Regions from separate parts of the Homo sapiens genome. Here region 1 is linked to region 2. Evidence: read pairs that join two places in POLR2A ChIA-PET (ENCODE). Cell type or tissue: MCF 10A. All regions are shown on one strand. Links, peaks and the distances in the headings refer to the core of each region. The heading gives the core; the rest is flanking DNA.

What was found. ChIA-PET counts read pairs that join two places held together with the same protein. Peaks named below come from ENCODE experiments on the same cell type or tissue, not always from the same donor. Only the 100,000 strongest peaks of a DNase experiment are listed, where the experiment ranks them.
Region 1: POLR2A ChIA-PET joins it to region 2 with 11 read pairs; 9 of 35 experiments call an interaction of 5 or more read pairs at or near these places.

The regions. Positions count from the first base shown.
Region 1 is chr10:88,384,299-88,386,798 of GRCh38, reverse strand. All of the region lies in intron 4 of RNLS (renalase, FAD dependent amine oxidase), which reads left to right. Among named protein-coding and RNA genes, the nearest start is that of RNLS, 200 kb to the left of the region's middle. In MCF 10A, for the core only: no CTCF peak of the experiment used is centred there; a DNase peak (open chromatin) is centred at 1,108.
Region 2 is chr10:87,841,792-87,848,807 of GRCh38, reverse strand. It overlaps the pseudogene CFL1P1. Among named protein-coding and RNA genes, the nearest start is that of KLLN, 18 kb to the left of the region's middle. RefSeq lists an enhancer at 4,957-6,156. In MCF 10A, for the core only: no CTCF peak of the experiment used is centred there; DNase peaks (open chromatin) are centred at 5,537 and 6,327.

The DNA of each region.
Region 1 (2,500 bases), core at 1-2,500, 540 kb before region 2:
TTATTGGAGACAACTACCCTGAGATAGCAGTGATTTGGGAACTAATACCTAATGGCTAAGTGGGTGTCCTCAGCCCTCACATCCTGCTTATCTATGGAAACTAAGTAACATGGGAATGATAGCTAGAAATCCACCCTTTTCAGAGGACCCAAGAGTCCATCTTTAAATGCTGTATGGCTGGGTATGCTGTGAGGATTCTCTTAACACAGAACAGCTCTGCCTTCCAAAACCCTAAAGACGTTTGATAAGGAAAAATAGCTAACAAGTTATGCCTTTCTCATAACCTTTGAAACCTACTTAAAAACTGAAACAGTACAAGAATTTGCAGTTTAAAATGACCAGAGAAGTGGCAGAAAGCCAGAATTCTGTCAGAGACGGCTTAGAAAAGCTTAATGATTAACAAATGGGTCACTGCCTTCAGGCTCTGACCTTTAGAACTAACCAATTTTAGCCTTTTGGTTATGTTCCTTCAACTCGTTTTATATCAAGGAAAAAAAAATACTCTCTAATGGCACAGTACCACCCATCCAAAAAAAGGATTCTTAGCAGTCCAGTATTTGGTCAGTAGCTTTTCTGATAACATGGAGTTGGTCCTAAGCACAGTATTAACAACTGTTAAATTATATTTTTTGTTAGAGTTTAAGGAAGGCCCTAAGCACGACTGCATATCCTGCAGGTGAAATGTACGAAATTTCGGTTAACATGGTAACGGCTCTAAAAATACCTAGGCTACAGTTTAACCACAGAGTTTCCTCCTTAACGTAAAAAAGCCACCATCACGAGCTGTTAGAAAGTGCAACAAAAGCAATCTCTGTCGGACTTTGTGCAAGCAGGCTATTAAATCAGGCCTGGCAGTGACAATCTGCAGCCACTCTGCATCAAAGTAATAATTAAAGTTTTGCAAGCCCAAACAGCAATGCACAAACCACCTAAGAAATATGTTACATTGATAAGTCCTTTTTTTCTGCCTGTAACTTCTCTTCTCCCCTACCCCCAACCACCAGGTGGACTAAGCAGGGCGTGGCAGGGGCACCGTGACAAAGAGTCACCACACCATAACCACAGGGCCCCACCCGAAGGAAAACCTAGGGCAGGCTGCCACGGTTTTCCCAGCAACCTCTGCACCAGGATCCCATAGAGTATGCACAGGAGGCTAAATCACTCACCTGGGGTTTCCCATCTGGGCTCTTTGCTTGGCAGAGACAGAGAGGGTGGGGTCAACCTTTTCCTTGATGCTTTTGCAGTTAGCAAGTTGGAAACACATTTGACTCTTTTGAATTCTGTGCCTTGGCTATTCAGGAGTCTGTCATGTCTGGGCTTACTAAATTCTACCATGTCTAGGCTGCCGGGTTTAATAAATAGAAATACCTGACATCCAGTTAAATTGGAATTTTGAATAAACAGTGAAGAATTTAGTGAGTGTAAGTATATCCCATGCAATGCTTGGGATACTTACACTACATACTTATATACTTATACTACAAATAATTTCATAGTTTACCTGAAATTCAAATTTGACTGGATGTACTTTCAGAGTCTTTTTATCCACCAACACCCAATTAACAAATTGGTTTTTATTTGTTTGGGCTTTTTAACTTCATTTTGCTTTTATTTAGTTTTGCTTTGCCTTGCAAGCCTTGGGTCAGTGTAGAAAGGCTAATCCAAGGAAATGAGCTAGCATTTGCTGAGCTCATTCTTAAATCAGGCTTCATCTTAGGTACTTTTGATGCATGGTCTTTTAAAATCCTCACATCATCCTCTATAATAGCCTACTTAAAATCCACATTTTATAGAGGAGGGTACCTCAGCTCAGAAAGGTTAAGTGATTTGACCAAGGTCACACAGCTAACAAGGAGGCAAAGCTAGGTGTAAGCCTAAGTGAGTATGACCCCAACTGGCTTTCTCAACTACTTAGTACATCTGCAATAGTCACATTTAAATGTAATAGTTAATTTTTGCCTGTTTATCAGACATTAGGTTCTTTTCCTTAACAAACGTCAACTCAATAGCATAGATTTCATAAGCGAAAAGCTCAAATTGACAGCTGAATTGGGAACTGTTCTCCATCAACTCCTGGTACATAATAAACTATTTTATTAATCTCTTTACTAAAAATGAACTTCCAGGCCATTTCTGACTACTCCACACTAGAGCTATAGTTGTTCTAAGTGCTTTCTATATAGTAATTAATCTAATATTGAAATCAACCCTATGATATAGTCAGTACTATAATTTTCAATTTATAGTGTAGAGAAATTGAAGTTCACAGCCTTTCCCAAGGTCATACACTGGTAAGGGAATTAAGCATGATTTAATCTCATCTTCCTGGCTGCAAAGCCTAGGTTGTGTGGCTTTGAGGAATTACTTAGCCTCTCTGAGCCTAAGTTTTTTCATGTGTAAAATGGGAATTATAACTACAGTACTATCTATATCATTGTTAACCATCTAAATAATGGTTAATTCATTTACCAGTGTTTGACCTTGAGAAAGTCTCTGAACT
Region 2 (7,016 bases), core at 4,244-6,743:
CTGGATGTAGTTACCTTGGTGGTTTAGTGGGCTTGAGTTTGTTTCAGAAGCTGAGTCAAGGAATCCTGACCCCTAGTTCTCCCAAACTGCACAAATTATTTCTAATAACCTTCTCCAGTAGACATCTGTTTATTTTGCAATTAATAGAGAGTAAAGAAGGCCTTAAAGGCATTTGTGCTTTAGGGCACTCAATGTAAATGAATTACGATGCTGTCTTTGTATAACATCTTGGTTGATGGTAGACTAATGATGCCCTTTAAAGAAAGAAATGTGAGAATCATGAATAAAAATACTTCCAGAAGTTGTCAAAAGCCACATTATAGAAAGAAATTTGGTGTCTCATAGAACACTGATGGATTACTACTCATTGCTCACCAGTTATTTAAATAAGGCGACCAAGGGATTTTTCCCAAATATAGAAGATTGCTATGACTTACATATATGGACAGAGGGACTGTTCCTGAGTCCTTGAGAGGCACAGCAATGTCCTCAGTGATGTGACTTCAGTGAAACAGTTACACAGCTTAGGAGACTCCAACACAAGCAATTCCACTTTTGGGTATAAACATCAGAGTAGTGGTCTTCAAATAGGAGAAATAAGGTTCTTAGTTTCAAGAGAATCAATTCCATAACTTCCATATACACTTTCTCCTAAATCTGATGTGCCTCAGAACTAGTGTAGTCAAGTGGACCTAGTAGTTCCTTGTCCCCATTTCCCCTTTCACAGTGCCCTTTATCCCACTTTAAAAGAGAACAGAATACCCCTCTCCATCTGAATGCTGAAACGATGTACTGCCTGAAAGTGTAAAAACCTGCAAGGAGCTAAAGAGATCATCTGCAATAATGATATTGCTGCTAAGTAGCTGAATAATTTTACCAACAAACCCTTTTAAAAGTTAACCTGTTTAACATTAATTTTTTTTCTGGTAAATTGAAGGAGAACCTATTGAAACTATTCATTGAAAAATCATTACAAATAAGATCACTAAGTGATGTATGACATATAATTTGGGAAGCTTTCAAATAAATGAGTAACACTGCTAAAACACTTCCTTTCACTCACCATCTACTTATGTGAATAATATTACTCAATGTTTACAACATAAAAGCAAAAACTAGGGATAAATGATCTAATGCTGAACTTGTCTCCTTCTAGGAATATATAAAATTCATTTGTGATATATAAACCAATTTTTTAAGCCCAGTTGATTTTTTTATATTTAATAATTATCAAAATTTAAAAGTATTTATTTGATTATACAAAAATATTAATGATAATTTGGAATAATTTTTAACACTGAGGAGCATTATGGTCCAGAAAATTTAACACAATTTAAATTTTTATAAAATTTGTTGCATGGAAATATGATACAGTCATCATCAATAAAAGATATTCACACATAATATATATTACATCCAAATAAAAATCTGTATCAGAATTGGAAAAAAAATTCAAGTTCAAAGAGAAAAAAGAATGATGTAAAATTTCCCATTGTAAAAAATGCTTGTTCGTTTTTTTAATGTTTTGATGGGCAATGGCAACAAATTACTATGGTATTTATGAATATTGGATACACTTAAGAATTCTACTTTAAATGTTACATAGGCCAGGCATGGTGGCTCACGCCTGTACTCCCAACACTTTGGGAGGCCGAGGCGGGTGGATCACCTGAGGTCAGGAGTTCGAGACCAGCCTGGCCAACATGGTGAAAACCCGTCTCTACTAAAAATACAGGTGAAACCCTGTCTCTACTAAAAATACAAAAAAAAAAAAAATTAGCAGGGCGTGGTGGCGGGTGTTTGTAATCCTAGCTACTCGGGAGACTGAGGCAGGAGAGAATCGCATGAACCCGGGAGGTGGAGGTTGCAGTGAGCCAAGATTGCGCCATCGTACTCCAGCCTGGGCAACAAGAGCAAAAACTCTGTCTCCAAAAAAAAAAAAAAAAAAGTTACATAACTAGGAAATTACTTCCTTTCCACCTACTTAAACTTAGAATAAAAAAGTTCAATTCTAACTCTACCATGTGTATAGAGGAAAAGTTTTTCCAAATTGTTTGTGGGATAAGCTAACAAAAAAGTTTAAAGACCCCTACTCTAGCAAAACTTTCATATATTGAAAGCAGAAACATATAGGGAAATTCATGGAAATATTATTTAAAACAGCAAAAAATTAGAATCTAAATGTTCCATATAGATAAATCAAATGTGATATTTTCATATGATAAAACATTATACAGCAGGTTAAACAAATAAATTAGATCAACTTATCAACATGGAAATTTTGCAAGCTTTATCAGATACTAGTTAAATCTGATTCTCAGAATTACATTGGGCTCATCCTTCTTTCATTTCCCATTCCTCTCATGACAGAGAAACCCATCCAAAAAGTACAATAGGTGTGACATTGCCCAAACTTTGGCCCTGAAGCAGAGAACCCTGAGTGGGTATGTAACATCATCATATCGCAGTTCTAATCATGAAGGCTCCATAGTTATGTAAGGTATTTTAATGACTACACTTGCTGGGAGTGGAAGGGAGATTAAACAGCTCAAATAACCAATTAGGAGGAAAAGGATTCCCTCATTATCTAGTCTTGCGTGACATAATGACGTTTCTGTCAACAACAGCCCGCATATACCAAGGCAGTCCCATGATTATAATGGAGCTGAAAAATTCCTATCGCCTTGTGAACCTAGCCATCCTAACGTCATGGAGTAATGCATTACTCACAGTTTGCGGTGATGCTGGTGCAAGCAAACTTACTGCACTACCAGTCATATAAAAGTATAGCACATTCAATTATGTACACTATGTAATACTTGATAATGATAATAAACAACTGTTACCACTTTATGTATTTACTATACCATACTTTTAATTGTTATTTTAGAGTGTACTCCTTCTACTTATTTTTTTTTAGTTAACTGTAAAACAGCCTCAGGCAGGTTCTTCAGGAGGTATTCCAGAAAACAGCTTCAATATCACAGCAGACGACAGCTCCGTGTATGTTACTAACTCTGAAGAGCTTCCAGTGGACAAAATGTGGATGTGGAAGACACCGATACTGATGATCCTCACCATGTGTAGGCCTGTGCTTACATGGGTGTTTGTGTCTTAGTTTTTAACAAAATAAGTTTAAAAAATTTTAAGAAATTAATTTAAAAATAGAAAAAAGCTTATAGGATATAAAGAAAATATTGTTGATATGTAATCATAATTTATTATTATTTACAACTTTATGTTATTTAATAGCTTATTATTGAAGAAATTTTTTCATAAATTGTAGCCTAGTGTGCAGTGTTTATGCAGTTTACAGTAGTGTACAATAATGTCCTAGGCTTTCACAGTGACTCACCACTCACTCATTGACTCACCCAGAGCAACTTCCAGTCCTGCAAGCTCCATTCATGGTAAATGCCTTATACAGGTATACCATTTATCTTTTATACCATATTTTTACTGTACCTTTTCTATATTTAGGTATGTTTAGATACACAAATACTGACCATTATGTTACACTTGCCTACAGTACTCAGTATAGTAACATGCTGTACATGTTTGTAGCCTAGAAGCAACAGGCTATACCACATAGCTTAGGTGTGTAGTGGGCTACACCATCTAGGTTTGTGCAAGTACACTTTATCATGTTTGCACAAAGACAAAATTGTCTATGGATTCGTTTATCAGAACAAATCCCTGTTATGTGACACATGGCTATATTTGGAACCTCTACTTGCCTGGAAAGAGGAAGTAAGGTACATATTTACTTACATATGAATGATGGATAAAAGAAATATTAGTGACTTTGCAAATATCCAATGGTGAGATAAGCAAAAATGACTCTTAGCAAGAAATTAATTCTATACTAATAAAATCAGTTGTGGAGTTATTTTCTGTAGGAAAGCAAAATCCATAACATAATGCCAGTAGTAACAATTAAATTGTTTGCTTATTCATATGAATTCTATTCTACTCTGTTTTGGGAAATCTGCTTAAACATTTGAGTATTATTTTATTGTATTTTCTTTTTTTAAAAATTAAAGGTCGCTCACTAGTCCGGTTTCCATTAGCGGCCATAACCAAGGGAGAGGAACCAGCTGGCATGGGAAGGGGCCATCTTCACAACATTCCATTTATACACAGAACTAAACAGACAGGCACAGAGTCACTGTTGTGGTTAGAAGTTGTAGCATGGGAAGGTGGAGGAACAGGTGGAGAGTGGGGTTGTTTTTAAAATATATATATAGGCCTTCCCCAACTGGGGTTCCTGGGAGAACTTGGTCTGCTTCAACCCAAGAGGAATCAGAAGATCCAAGCAGTTTGGGAAGGCCAGAACTGTCAGGGATGGAGAGAGGAGGAAAATCCAGGGAGTTGGGGGGCTGTTTGGCAATTGGGGTGAAGGGAGTGCCTTCCCTCTGCTGGGATTCCCCCAGGCCCTCCAGTCTGGCAGGAAGGGGGCAGCCTGCAATCCCTGAGGGCAGGTCTGGGACTAGTAGATTCTCCAGGAAGGGCGCTGGAGGGGATCACAAAGTTTGCCCTCCAAGAAGACGACAGTGCTGACCCCTAGCTGCTTCTTGATGACGTCTTTGGAGCTGGCATAGATCATTTTGCTCTTAATGGATGCAGACTCAGAGGCCCAGAAGATAAACACCAGGTCCTTCTTCTTGCTGTCCTTGGTGGCGTCATAAGGGGCGTAGCGGCAGTCCTTACTGTCAGCATCTTGACAAAAGTGGCATAGGGATCATCAATGGTTTGGTCCACATTACTTACCAGGATCTTCTTGGCCTCCGCAAGGATGATGTACTTCTTGTACTCACTCAGGCAGAAGAGCAGCAACTTCTTGCGCTTCTTCACCTTTTCTAGTGTTGAAGACTTGCACACTTTCATGTCACTGAACACCTTGATGACATCATCAAAGACAGCCACATGGGAGCCCATGTTTCCAGAAGTGAAAAGGAGATGGCAAGGAGAGCCGCTGCAGCTGCTGCCAGGATCTGACTAGACATTTGAATATTTTGAGAATGAAGTCTTATTTTCTCACTGACCCCATTAAAAAATCAGTAATAACATAAAATGAGGCTGTAATAAGAACAATAATGATAATAACTATATTTATTATTACTAACATTTGTTGATAACACTTAATGGAGTCATTAAAGGGTATGTATGGTCTTATGAAGCCCTCTGGCATGTTTGCATTTTCTCCCCAGGTCTCTGCAAATATGTTTCTATAAAGGACAGTGTGGGGTAAGCACTGTCACACAAGTAATAATGAATATTTATTGATTGCATACTACTACTAAATGACCTACAGGCATGATCCACTTAAATACCTCTCATATATCTCTTAAAATTTGCTGCTACACTGCTTCCCTACCAAAAGTACTAAAGCTATCCTTCTCCTATAGCAGCTGAGGCTTTATTATAATTTCTGCAATTTTCTACCTTCAGGAGGAGTTTTCTCCCTAAGGTTTCCAGTATTCTGAAAGTACTTTCCTAGCAGACTCCTCCCATTGCTCACTAGACATGCCTAGACAAGTTCTAACCTCAATTGTGAATGCAGCCTTTATGTGAGTACTCTACCAGAGGAGGGAGAAAGGGAGAAAAGAAATGTTATCACAATGATTGTATTCATTAACCTTCATAATATATATGTGAAAGGAGGATGTAGTGGAATAAGGGTTGTGGCCATGCACATAACATTAAACTGGATTGCCATCTGTTCATAAAGATTTCTAATTTCTTGCTACATTTATTTTTATTTACTTTTTATTATTTTTTTAAGAGATGGGGTCTCACTATGTTGCCCAGGCTGGTCTTGAACTCCTGGGCTCAAGTGATCCTCCCATCTCAGCCTCCCAAAGTGCTGGGATTACAGGTGTGAGCTACTGCAGTGGCATCTTGCTACATTTAATACTTCACATTACTCCATTCTTTTCTTTGGAGCAGACTGAAGCATTCCTTTTTTTCTTCTTTTTCTTTTTCTTTTTTTTTTTTTTTTGAGACAGAGTCTCACTCTATTGCCTAGGATGGAGTGCAGTGGCACGATCACAGCTCACTGCAGCCTCGACCTCCCAGGCTCAAGTGATTCTCCCAACTCTCAGCCTCCCAAGTAGCTGGAACTACAGGCATGCGCCACAAAGCCCACCTAATTTTGGTATTTTCTGTAAAGAGAGGGTTTTGTCATGTTGTGCAGGCTGGTCTTGAACTTGGGCTCCAGTGATCCTCCTGTGTCAGCCTTCCAAGGTGCTGGGATTACAGGCATGCACCCCTGGCCTCTGAAGCATTCCTTGAGTCAGATATGCTTGGTGTTGTTTACTCAACCTGAGTCACCTTTTGCTTCCCTGTTCACCATTACCTACTGCCTTACCCTGAAAGGGGAGGTACTTACTATATATACTCAGATCATAAATTCCTCAGGAAGCTATCATGAGGTTAAAAGTACAGTTTCTGGAACCAGATTGTTTGTTTTCAAATTTTGCTCTGCCACTTACCAGTTGTGAGATCTTTGGCAAGTTACTTAATCTCTATGTACCCATGTCCTCATCCGTAAAATGGGGATGATAACAGTAGCCACCTCATTGGGTTTTTAATTTTTTTTTTTTTTTTTTTAGATAGAGTCTCACTCTGTTGCTCAGGCTGGAGTGTGGTGGCACGATCTCGGCACACTGCAACATCCACCTACCAGGTTCAAGTGATTTTCCTGTCTCAGCCTCTTGAGTAGCTAGGATTACAGGCACCTGCCACCATGCTTGGTTAATTTTTGTATTTTTAGTAGAGATGAGGTTTCACCATGTTGGCCAGGGTGATCTCGAACTCCTGACCTCAAGTGATCTGCCTGCTTCAGCCTCCCAAAGTTGCTGGGATTACAGGTATGAGCCACCGCACCCGGCCTATCAGTGGGTTTTTATAAGGACTGAGTGAGGGAGTGTGTGTGTGTGTGTGTGTGTGTGTGTGTGTGTGTGTGTGTGTGTGTAAAATCACTTAGGACAAGCCTGGCACGCAGAAAGCACTAT